Linked DNA regions of Homo sapiens: region 1 is linked to region 2. A link is a loop called in an ENCODE intact Hi-C map of the cell type or tissue named here. Cell type or tissue: CD4-positive, alpha-beta T cell. All regions are shown on one strand.

What was found. Peaks named below come from ENCODE experiments on the same cell type or tissue, not always from the same donor. Only the 100,000 strongest peaks of a DNase experiment are listed, where the experiment ranks them.
Region 1: it touches region 2 in a loop (4-fold over the local background); 21 of 110 quality-filtered maps call a loop at or near these places.

What each region holds. Positions count from the first base shown.
Region 1 is chr1:19,339,678-19,344,677 of GRCh38, forward strand. It overlaps CAPZB (capping actin protein of muscle Z-line subunit beta), which reads right to left. Exons shown (of 9, transcript NM_004930.5): 8 at 4,681-4,757. Among named protein-coding and RNA genes, the nearest start is that of SLC66A1, 30 kb to the left of the region's middle. RefSeq lists enhancers at 1-309, 1,075-2,049, 4,746-4,795. In CD4-positive, alpha-beta T cell, CTCF peaks have their summits at 1,980 and 4,831 (motif pointing right); DNase peaks (open chromatin) are centred at 1,964 and 4,864.
Region 2 is chr1:19,594,765-19,599,764 of GRCh38, forward strand. MICOS10-NBL1 (MICOS10-NBL1 readthrough) reads left to right here and starts at 2,215. Exons shown (of 4, transcript NM_001204089.2): 1 at 2,215-2,345. It overlaps MICOS10 (mitochondrial contact site and cristae organizing system subunit 10), which reads left to right and starts at 2,215. Exons shown (of 4, transcript NM_001032363.4): 1 at 2,215-2,345. The coding sequence starts at 2,282. MICOS10-DT (MICOS10 divergent transcript) reads right to left here and starts at 2,068. Exons shown (of 2, transcript NR_135054.1): 1 at 1,946-2,068. RefSeq lists an enhancer at 2,008-2,307 and a silencer at 2,428-2,637. In CD4-positive, alpha-beta T cell, no CTCF peak of the experiment used is centred here; DNase peaks (open chromatin) are centred at 2,137, 2,687 and 2,957; H3K4me3 peaks cover 2,290 bases; H3K27ac peaks cover 3,612 bases.

The DNA.
Region 1 (5,000 bases), 260 kb before region 2:
CTGGGGGCCACCATGCCAGTGCCTGGCTGATTTGCTGCATGGACCCGCTTCCTGGGGTGAGGCTCTGGGTCACTGGGCTGGGCATCTGCCCCTCTCAGAAAGGGGCAAAGGGGTACATGGCCGAGACCTGCACCCTCTGCACCTTGCCAGGCCCTGTGGGGGTGGCATATGGCTTACATGGACAGGTGCTCATCTCTGCCCCTGGCCACCGGTGACCCGGCCATAGTCCCTAGAACCCTAAGTTCACTCCTCTGTGTGTAGGTCCCTATGTCACCCTAAGCCACAAGGTGGCTTCTGGGCTTCCAAACACAATGGAACAAAGCCCCTCTGCTTCAGAACAGCTACCCTGGGTTGCTGGCTGGGGACTCAGGCCAGGGGCTAAGAGGGGAGGACTCCGGGGCCATGCGGGTTCCTCTATAAAAGCTTCTCCCTTGCCCAGGCCCTGCCCAGCAGAAGAGCCTCATTCCTCATCCCACAAGTGCAAGGTGCAGCGTTATCCCACCCTTGGGAGTGGGTAAGAACCAGTGTCTCTGCGTGTCTGAGCACACTGTGTTTATGGCCCACGCAGCAGGTGCTTTCAGGCCTCTGCTGTGAGGCACCATCCGCTGTTAACTTGGCCCAGAAAACCCCTCAGCCCGGATTGCAAAGGGCGGCACAGGACAGCCAAGTGCCCCTGGGATCCCTGCTGTCAAATTCTGGATTTGTGGGGAAACGTTCAGGGCGACCGCATTCACGTATGTGTGGGGACGCTCATCAACAAAGCCAGAAACAATGAAGGCTTATGGAGATTTCACAGTTTACAAAACGCCTTTCACATATATTATCTCATTTAATTTTCACGGGCATCCTGGGGAAGTCTCAACTATCAACCCGGCCGGATGTGGTGGCTCAAGCCTGTAATCCCAGCACTTTGGGAGGCCAAGGCAGGAGGATCATTTAAGGCCAGGAGTTCAAGACCAGCCTGGGCAACATAGTGAGACCCCATCTCTACAACGACAACAACAAAAAGCGAAGTCAAGGCTTAAAAAAGAAAAAAGCTATCAACCCAATTTACAGATGAGGAAACTGAGGCTCAGAGGAATGCCCCCCTAGCAATTCTTTAATCATTTTGTCAAATTTACCCAACATATTGGTTAGGCAAAGACTTCCTAAATGTAGGTTTTATAACAGTTTAGAAGCAGTGGAAAGAGTGGGTAGAGGGCTGCTCAAGAAGAGTGCTACGGAGAGTGCACTCAGCCGGACTCTCACGTTTGATTCACACCAGCCATGGGAAGGAAGAATCAGAAAAATCAATCCCCAGAAGCAAAAATGGGCAAATGGAAGTGAAGCAGGGCCCAGGAGAAGCAACAGCACCCAGACTGAGTTCTGGCTACCGAATCCCTACAAGTCACAGGAAGAGCCCTCAAAATACTCAGCAGGTGCCATAAGACAAGACCTGGAAGCAAGCTGCATACAACTGAAAAAACTCCCAGGAGAAACGCAGACATTTGGTTCATGCTGGGGAAATACACGTTTCTGAGTATCTTCCCAGGACTGTCCCTGGCTCTGCGGCGGCCAAAGGCATCAGCCCCCACGGCCCCCAGGCTCCAAATCTCAGCCGATTCCCCAGGGGCTTCTTGCCAAGCTCACAGCGGGAGGTCAACATGGCCAGCGGGAGATGCGGCGGGCAAAGCAGCAGCGCACAGGACCTCTAGCCTGGGTGGTCACTGGCTCTTCTGGGAAGGAAGAGCCAAGCCCGCCAGGTCTTGGCTGGATCACACGAAGGAGAAAGTTCCAGAGCTAGAATCATGTTAGACACAGGAAGTTAGAAGTGAAATGGTGGAAGGCGGAAGGAGCAGGGGGCTTATTTAAGGGACAATGCTTGGGAAGGTCACGGCCAAGCAACCTCGAATCAGCGCTTGGAGACAGTGCTCGACTCTGTGGGAGGGAGGAGTCATCTTGAGCAGACCTGGCTGCCAGGGTTTCTACGCCAGGACGCCCCCAGTGGGCGGCCAGGGAACTGCACCATCACGGTGTATCTTAAAAAGAGTTTTTTCTCAATGCCATGATGGAAATGCCTGATGGCCACACTGTGAGGCTGACCCGAGTCGTGGGCCTTAAGTTGGCACACACAGACCAGACTGGTGCACTTAAGTCCCACGGCCTCGGAAAAGCAGCTCCACCTGGTTTTCTAAGTGCCTGACCCCACCTCCACCTTGGAAAGTCTGCTGCACCCCTTCTGGGGTGGGCCTTCAGTGCGCAGCCCCTGGACCTGGGCTCTGCAGCCCCAGTTGGCAGGGTTCCAAATGCCTTCTTTTTACAAACAAGTTTCCCTCCTACTCTCCAGGGATGCTGCCTCCTTCCCTACATCTGGATCTGTCACAAGCTCAAGTCATGGTTCTTGGCCATTACCAACAAGCAAGACTATTTTCCTTTCCATTAGCGAAACCTGTTTAAAGGAACAGCTGCAGCTCGTTAGGGGCGGAAGGTTATGCTGGTTGTGGCCGAGTCGGCACTGGGCGTCCAGGCAGCTCCAGCAGAGCATCTGGGCCAGCCAGGGTGGAGTCCAGCCCTGACTCTGCCCTCCAACCCCAGAGACTCAGAGATCAGAGAGTGAGGTCACCCCTTCCAAGCCAGCTAGCCCTGGACAGGCAATGTGCCGCTGAGCAGCGGGGAGGCTTATGTGGCTTCTGGGATCCCTGCACCAGCATCAGAGGCTCCTCTGAAGCATGGGGGGGTGGACGGCAGGCAGATCCCTGCCCTGGGGACAGTCAGGCCGGTGCACACAAGTGGCTGCTGCTGGAGAGGCAGCATCCGTCCCTTGGCCTGGGCTTCTTCAGAAGCAAAAGCCAAAAAATCAGCCGTCTTCCCCACACCCAGCCTCCACCCAGAGTGGAAAGCACACACACGTGATAGGTGCCGTGTTACATGGGGCCGAGGCTACACGGGAATGTGGCTGTGCACCGACCGGGAGCACACGTGGGGGTTAGTGGTGGTTTAAATGGCCGCGGAGCAGCAGCCGGACCGGCAGGGTCTCGGCGGGTTGGTGAGTCCTGTTTTAGTGGGGAGGGTCTCGCGGCTCTCAGGCAGGGTACCTGGATCGGCTTAATTATCAGGCTGGATGTAGATCTGGCGCTGGGTCAGCACTTGAGAGAGCTCCCTCTGCAACTGCTTAAACTTTTGGTTGTCAGGGATAGCATCAATAGATCTACAGAGAGTGTTCAAGATGAGTGGAGTGGGAGGGAAGAGAACGACGAGAAGCCAGGAACGCAGGGGGCCACAGCTGAGGAGGAAATTCAGGGAGACCCACGAGGCGGAAGGGGGGATGCCGTGGCGGCTCTGGGGTGTGGAGTGGTATCGCCGCTGCAGAGGTCCACGCTGGCGGTGGTCGTGGTATTCAGGGGCTCGCCACCACCACCCGCAGGCTCTTCGGCTTCTCTCCCCCACTTCCCAGCCACTGCCTGGGGACTGTGCAGGTTGGCTGGGCGGGAAAGTGTGTTTGGTGTATCGGGCAGTGGCTGCCAGTGGCAGGCCTAACGCCAGGGACCACTGGGCTCTAACCCTGTCACAGGTCACGAAGACCAAGCCTCCCCCAGGTGGGCAGGGGATCAGAAGACAAGGGTCCAAAGAGGACTCCTCCTCTGTTTTAAAACTGTAAAGCAGGTGACTGAAATCTGTCGCCCACCCCAGTCCACGAGCTGGGGCAGCCCCGGGACTGCAGCCTGCCTCTCCTCTGGGCTGGGCTGTGAGAGCTACACCACGGCAGTGGGTGAGAGGGCTGGCCGCTAAAGGCATAGCACAGCCCGACTCACACGGTGCTGCTGGACTGCAGAGCGTGTTCTAGATTCATCATCTCAGCCGACCGTGCCTCCTCGACTGGACAAGGGCCTCTGCGAGGAGTGCCAGAGGCCATGCAGCTCGGGATGACAGAGCTTAGGGGAGATCCCGGCCTCCTGACTCTCCTGACTCCAAGGCCAGTGCTCCCTCCACAGCCGTTTACTGCCCCCAGCTGGGCTCTGGCCTCATGTCAGAGGCCTGCCTCCTGCTCTGTCCGCCGTGGACCTGGAGGGTCCAGAGAGCGCCCGGCTTTTGTTTGGGCTGACACTGCAGAGCTGAGGGCACGAGGTGGGAAGGATGGTGCAGGACACTGGCCACTGGCAGCAGAGCCCTGGCAGAGGACGTCAGAGAGGCTGGGGCCCCCTGAGAACGCCCAGGCTGAGGGCCCTGCCTGCATGTGGCGTCAGGGAGGCTGGGGGCCTGAGAAGGCCCGGACTGAGGGCCCTGCCTGCACGTTGCGCTCTGCTGTCTCGGAGAGCAGGCCAGCCAGAGGCAGCCGGGCTGCCCGGAATGTGGTGTCATGGCTCCCCTAGGCCCAGGCTGGAGGGTGGGGAGATTTTTGAGCGGGGACTGACAAACTGCAGGGCTGAGGAGGCTCCGGGGGCAAGGGCACCAATGGCTGTTAGGGTGAACATGCCCCAGAAAACAAATGGTGCAGATAGGGACCGACAGCTGCTACGGAGAGTGCAGATGACACATCAGGACTTTACTTTCCAAAATCAACATAATGATCATCCCAGAAGAGGGGCACTGCAGCCTACCAATGAGGACACCGAGGCCCAAGACCACACAGCTAGTAACTGGCAGAGCCAGGGTTCAAATCCCTCTGTCTGCTTCTAAAGCTTGTGCTTTCTGGTACATTACCTCAGCCCATTGACGATATCCTTTGTTTTTCCAAAGTAGATCTCGTTCAGCGTACTTCTGATTTTATTTTCCATGTCCTGGAAGGGAGGTCGGTCAGCGCAGTGGCAAAAGGTCAGGAACCCTGAGGCCCACGCCCTCCCTCCACCTGCCAGCCCTGCAGTCCCCAGTGTGGCCACTGGAGGGTGGCACACGCCTGCTCTGGGGCATCAGTGAGCGCGCTCCAGGCTGCCAAGACCCCACCTGCCATCTGTGCTCCCGGCACCTTCCCATCCACAGTCCACAGGCAGGGAGGAAGCCAGTACCCAGGGATTGGCGGCCAG
Region 2 (5,000 bases):
TTTTGCTGTCATAGTTGCAAATAAATAGTTGAACGATGCCTGTAATCCCAGCACTTTGGGAGGCCAAGGTGGGTGGATCACTTGAGGCCAGGAGTCAAGACCAGCCTGGCCAATATGGCGAAACCCCATCTCTACTAAAAAAATACAAAAAGTTAGCCAGGCGTGGTGGTGGGCGCCTGTAATCCCAGCTATTTTGGAGGCTGAGGCAGAAGAATTGCTCAAACCCAGTAGGCAGAGGTTGCAGTGAGCCGAGATCGTGCCACTGCACTCCAGCCTGGGCAACAGAGCGCGACTCTCTCTCAATAAATAAATAAACAAATAAATAGGTGAATAAATTCAATTCAGTTCAACAAATATTTCATAGAAGACCCTACTATCCAAGGCATTGTGCTCTGACTGGAAGTATGAAGACGAAGGGGCAACTTCTAGTTCTACTAGCAGATAATATCTACAACCAGATGTTTCAGTACTAGATAGAGAAATCAATGCGGGTAGGCAGGGTAGTGGGACAATGAGAAGGGGAAGGCAGCTCTAAGCTCTATCTGACTAGGCTTCCTAGAATCAGTGCAGTGTTGAAGCTTGGATAGATCCAGTGTATGAATGGGAGTCATTGACAGCTTTTTTTTTTTTTCTTTTGTGATAGGGTATCACTCTGATGCCCAGGCTGGAGTGCAGTGGCATGAACATGGCTCAGTGTAGCCTCCACTTCCCAGGCTCAAGTGATCCTCCTACCTCAGCCTCCTAAGTAGCTGGGACTAAAGGCACACATCACATTAGCCTGGCTAATTTTTTAAATTTTTTGTAGAGACAGGAGTCTCACTATGCTGCCTAGGCTGGTCTTGAACTACTGGCCTCAAACAATCCTCCCGCCTCAGCCTCCCAGAGTGTTGGGATTACAGGTGTGAGCCACTGCTCTCGGCCTTCATTGACAGCTTCTAATCAGAGGCATAACGTGGTCAGATTTCTATTTGTTGGTAGGATGGAAGACTAAAATCAATGACACTAGCCAGTAGGCTGGATATACAATCTCTCTTGATAGCTGTGGGCATTTGGTTTCAGGATCTCGCAGTTACCAAAATGCAGGATGCTCAAGTCCCATATATAAAATGGCGTGGTATTTGCATACAACCTACACACATGCTTACATATCCTTTTTTAAAATTACTTATTTTTTTTTAAAGAGATGAAGTCGAACTCCTAGTCTCAAGCAATCCTCCCATCTCAGCCTCCCAAGTAGCTGGGACTACGGTCGCATGCCACTGCGCTGGCTCCCATATACTTTAAATCATCTCTAGGTTACTTATAATACCTAATACAATGTAAATCCTAGGTAAATAGTTGTACTGTATTTTAAATTTTGCATTATTTTTTATTTGATTCAAAAATGTTTCTGGTCCATGGTTGGTTAAATCCATGGATGCAAAACCCACAGATACAGAGGGCACCCTGTGTATGTATGTGTATGTGTGTGTGTGTGTGGGTGGGTGTGTAAATATATACATGGATAGGAGGCCTGAGGTAGACGTTTTACCTGGAGATATAATTTGGCAGTGTTTGCAATTACTCAGGGAGAGTCTGTACAGTGAAAAGAGAATTGATGGAAGCTTGCGAACCAACAGTCCTTAAACAGCTGGCAGAGAAAAGGCAGCCCTGGAGGAAACCAACAGACAACAGCAGATGGGGAGAAGAGGAAAGAGTGGCGTTACCGGGAGTGAAACGAATAGAGGAGCCAGGGAGGATCAGAGGGAGGGAAAATTGTGTGGAATGCGGTACAGAGGTCAGAAAAGAGTCCATTTGATTTGGCGGTAGGTAATCTTTCCCAGAGCAGTTTCGGTGTTAGTGGTTCAGGCGGGAATTCCAATGCAAGAAACCAGTGAACGAATGAGAGAGTGAGTAGGGAAAGTGAAGGTGAGTACGTTAATGAATGAATAAATCAAGTCTGTACCCTCTCTTGCCCGGGGGATTTCCAGGGCCAATGTCGCACTTTGGTGAGGAGGAAAGGCCTGGTCACGGCTTGGGGTGACGCCTAGGAAACTGTCAGCCTCGCAAACCCATAGGCGCAGCCCCAAGGTCAGGGTCACCTCGAGCCTCCAGACAACTCGTCACCTTGACGACCAACTGAAAAAACCGGAAGGGATGGAAGCAGCGGATCATCTCGCGATATCTGGAGCGTCTGCGCCTGCCTTCCTGACCTGGGACTTGTTTCCAGCTCTCGCGAGACTTTCAGGGGTCGGAGCGCGGGGGCCGGCCGAGAGGAAAGCTGGAGGCGCGGGTGGGGAACATGTCTGAGTCGGAGCTCGGCAGGAAGTGGGACCGGTGTCTGGCGGATGCGGTCGTGAAGATAGGTAAGGGGCTTTTCGCCCCAGCAGGCCCGGCCGGTGCAGAGCTGCTGGCTCCAGGCTGCGCTGCCCAGGAGGAAGGAAGGGAAGCCCCACGGGAGGTCAGGCCTCTCGGCCTTTTCCGGCCCCTCCGGCCAGGGCGAGCCGCCCGGGCCCCGGCGGGAGGTCACTCGGGCGGCGGGCACAGACCCGAGGAGCCGGAGCAGCAGCCCGGGTGCGGGGTGGAGTTGCAGCCCGGAGGAGGTGGTCGGGGTTGGCAGGTGGCAGGAGAGTCGCAGAGCTCTTGAGTGGAAGACAGTGTCGGGGCACACCCTCGTGCCGGAGCCGCGGGGTTCTCCTCCCGGGTGGTGCATTCCCCGGCACGCGGCGGGGAACCGGCTCAGGAGGCCACGCTGCTCCCCGGCGGAAACCAAAGTGCCTTCTGGAGAAGGTCACCTGGAGCATTTCATAGACACCGCCAGGCCCTGATGCGAGTTGCTGTCATTCCCGACTTGCCACCTGATTTATTTGAATCAGAGTAGTCTGGGGCCTGAACTTAGAGGGGTGATGATCTGGAATGAGAATTGCGCTGGAAAGTAAGAAGTTGTTCACGTTAAGTTTTTCTGCGTAGTCCTTTAACACGTGCTCAGTGACGGCACAAATTATGAAGTCACTGTATGGTGGGGAGGAGAAAGGAAACTCGTTTATTGAGCGTATATTGTCTTCATTGTGCGAAATAATCTTTTTACAGGCCGTGAAATGGAGAGTCAGGTGAAGGAATTTGCCCACGGTCACAGCTAACAAATGGCAAAATTAGGGATTTTACCCAGCTTTTCTGGGGTCAAGTCCCATGTTCCTTCTTCGATGCTAATTTTTGTTACCCAAATGTGATATTTTTGTGTGGTAATCTTAGGGTATTTAAGAGGATTTAGGATTGTGTCTTTGAATGAAAACATTGAGGAATAAGATTGTAAGCTCCATGAGAGCAGGGATGTTTTCTGGTTTAGTCACTGCCCCATCCCCAGCCCCTAAAAGAGTGCTTAATAAAAATTGTTGAGAGTGAGTCAATAAATGAAACAGTTTATAAGTTACCATTTCACCTCTGAATTCAGCACTTACAGTCAAGTGATTTGGGGCAAGTTATTTAACTTTTCTGTGCCTGATTCCTATTTGGAAATCGGCAGTAATAATTATTACTATCTCATGGAGTCGTTGGGAGGATTAAATGAGTTAGTTTGTTTAAAGGCTTGAATATGGATCACTTAGGAATGGGTTATTTTGGAAGCGACTAAACAGTCACTTTTGTTTTGTTACTGTTAACAGCTTGCAGTTCAGAGAGAAGACTTAACACCTAGCTATGAAATGACCAAAGTAGTTACTAGGCAATGTCATATAGTTAAGAAAGGGCTTTGAGCTGGGCGAAGTGGCTCAGGCCTGTAATCCCAGCACTTTGGGAGGCCGAGGCGGGAGGATCGCCTGAGATCAGGAGTTGGAGACCAGCCTGGGAAACAAAGTGAGACCCTTCCCTTAAAAAAAAAAAAAAGGAGAAGAAGAAGAAGGGGCTTTGGAGGTAGACAGAGCTGAGTTCGAATCATCCACTCTCACTCTTCTCGCCCATCCTTACTAATTTTGTAGCTTTGGGTAAAGTCTCTTTCTCAACTACGAAATGGTGATCAAAAGAGATTTACCTGAAAGTATTAAAAAAAGTAAAGGACAGAAAAATACATAAGCTACTTAGCACAGTGCCTGGTGCTTTATGTATACAGTAATGGTAGTCATAATAACTGGCTTTTAAAATTTTTTAATGTATTTTATTTATATTTATTTTTAATTAACTTATTTTTTTTATACAGGCAGGGTCTCCCTATGTTGCCCAGGTTGGTCTTTTAACTCCTGGGCTCAAGCGATCCTCCTGCCTCAGCCTCCCAAAATGCCAGGATTACAGGCATGAGCCAATGCGCCACACTCATAGTAGTTGTTTTTTATTTTTTGAAATAGGGTCTCGCTCTGTCACCCAGGCTGGAGTGTAGTGGTGGGATCTCGGCTCACTGCAACTTCTGTCTCCTTGGGCTCAAGTGATCCTCCCACCTCAGCCTCCTGAGTAGCTGGGACTATAGGTGTGTGCCACCATGCTCAACTATTTTTGTATTTTTTGGTAGAGACGGTGTTTTGCCATATTCCTCAGGCCGGTCTCAAACTTCTGGGCTTAAGTGATCCATCATCCTCAGCCTCCCAAAGTGCTGGCATTACAAGCTTGAGCCACTGCACCCAGCCAATAGTTGTTGATATTAATATTATTGTGCTACTGAAGACCACGTGAGGCAGTGAATAGTGTCACTCTGTCTCTCATGCGTAGAACGTTGATAGGGGTGCAGCATATACATGTGGAGTAATTAAATGAGGCAAGGTGATGTACGATCTCAGGTATAAGTTAAAATGAGTGATTCAGACTCTTTTGCTGTAGGGTTGTATATTAAGTGACTGAAGGGATGGGCTGAGGTCATTCAATAAGAGTGTGGAAGGGCCTTCAACTGACCTTTGTAGAATGGCTTGGGATTGAATAGTCAGGTAGGATGGAAGAAGAACTTAAGCAAAGGTCAAGTTGGATTTTTATGAGGAGTAAATCGAAGCGCAGAGAGGTTAAATATCCAGAAGTGGAGGAGCTGGGATTAGAACCCAGGC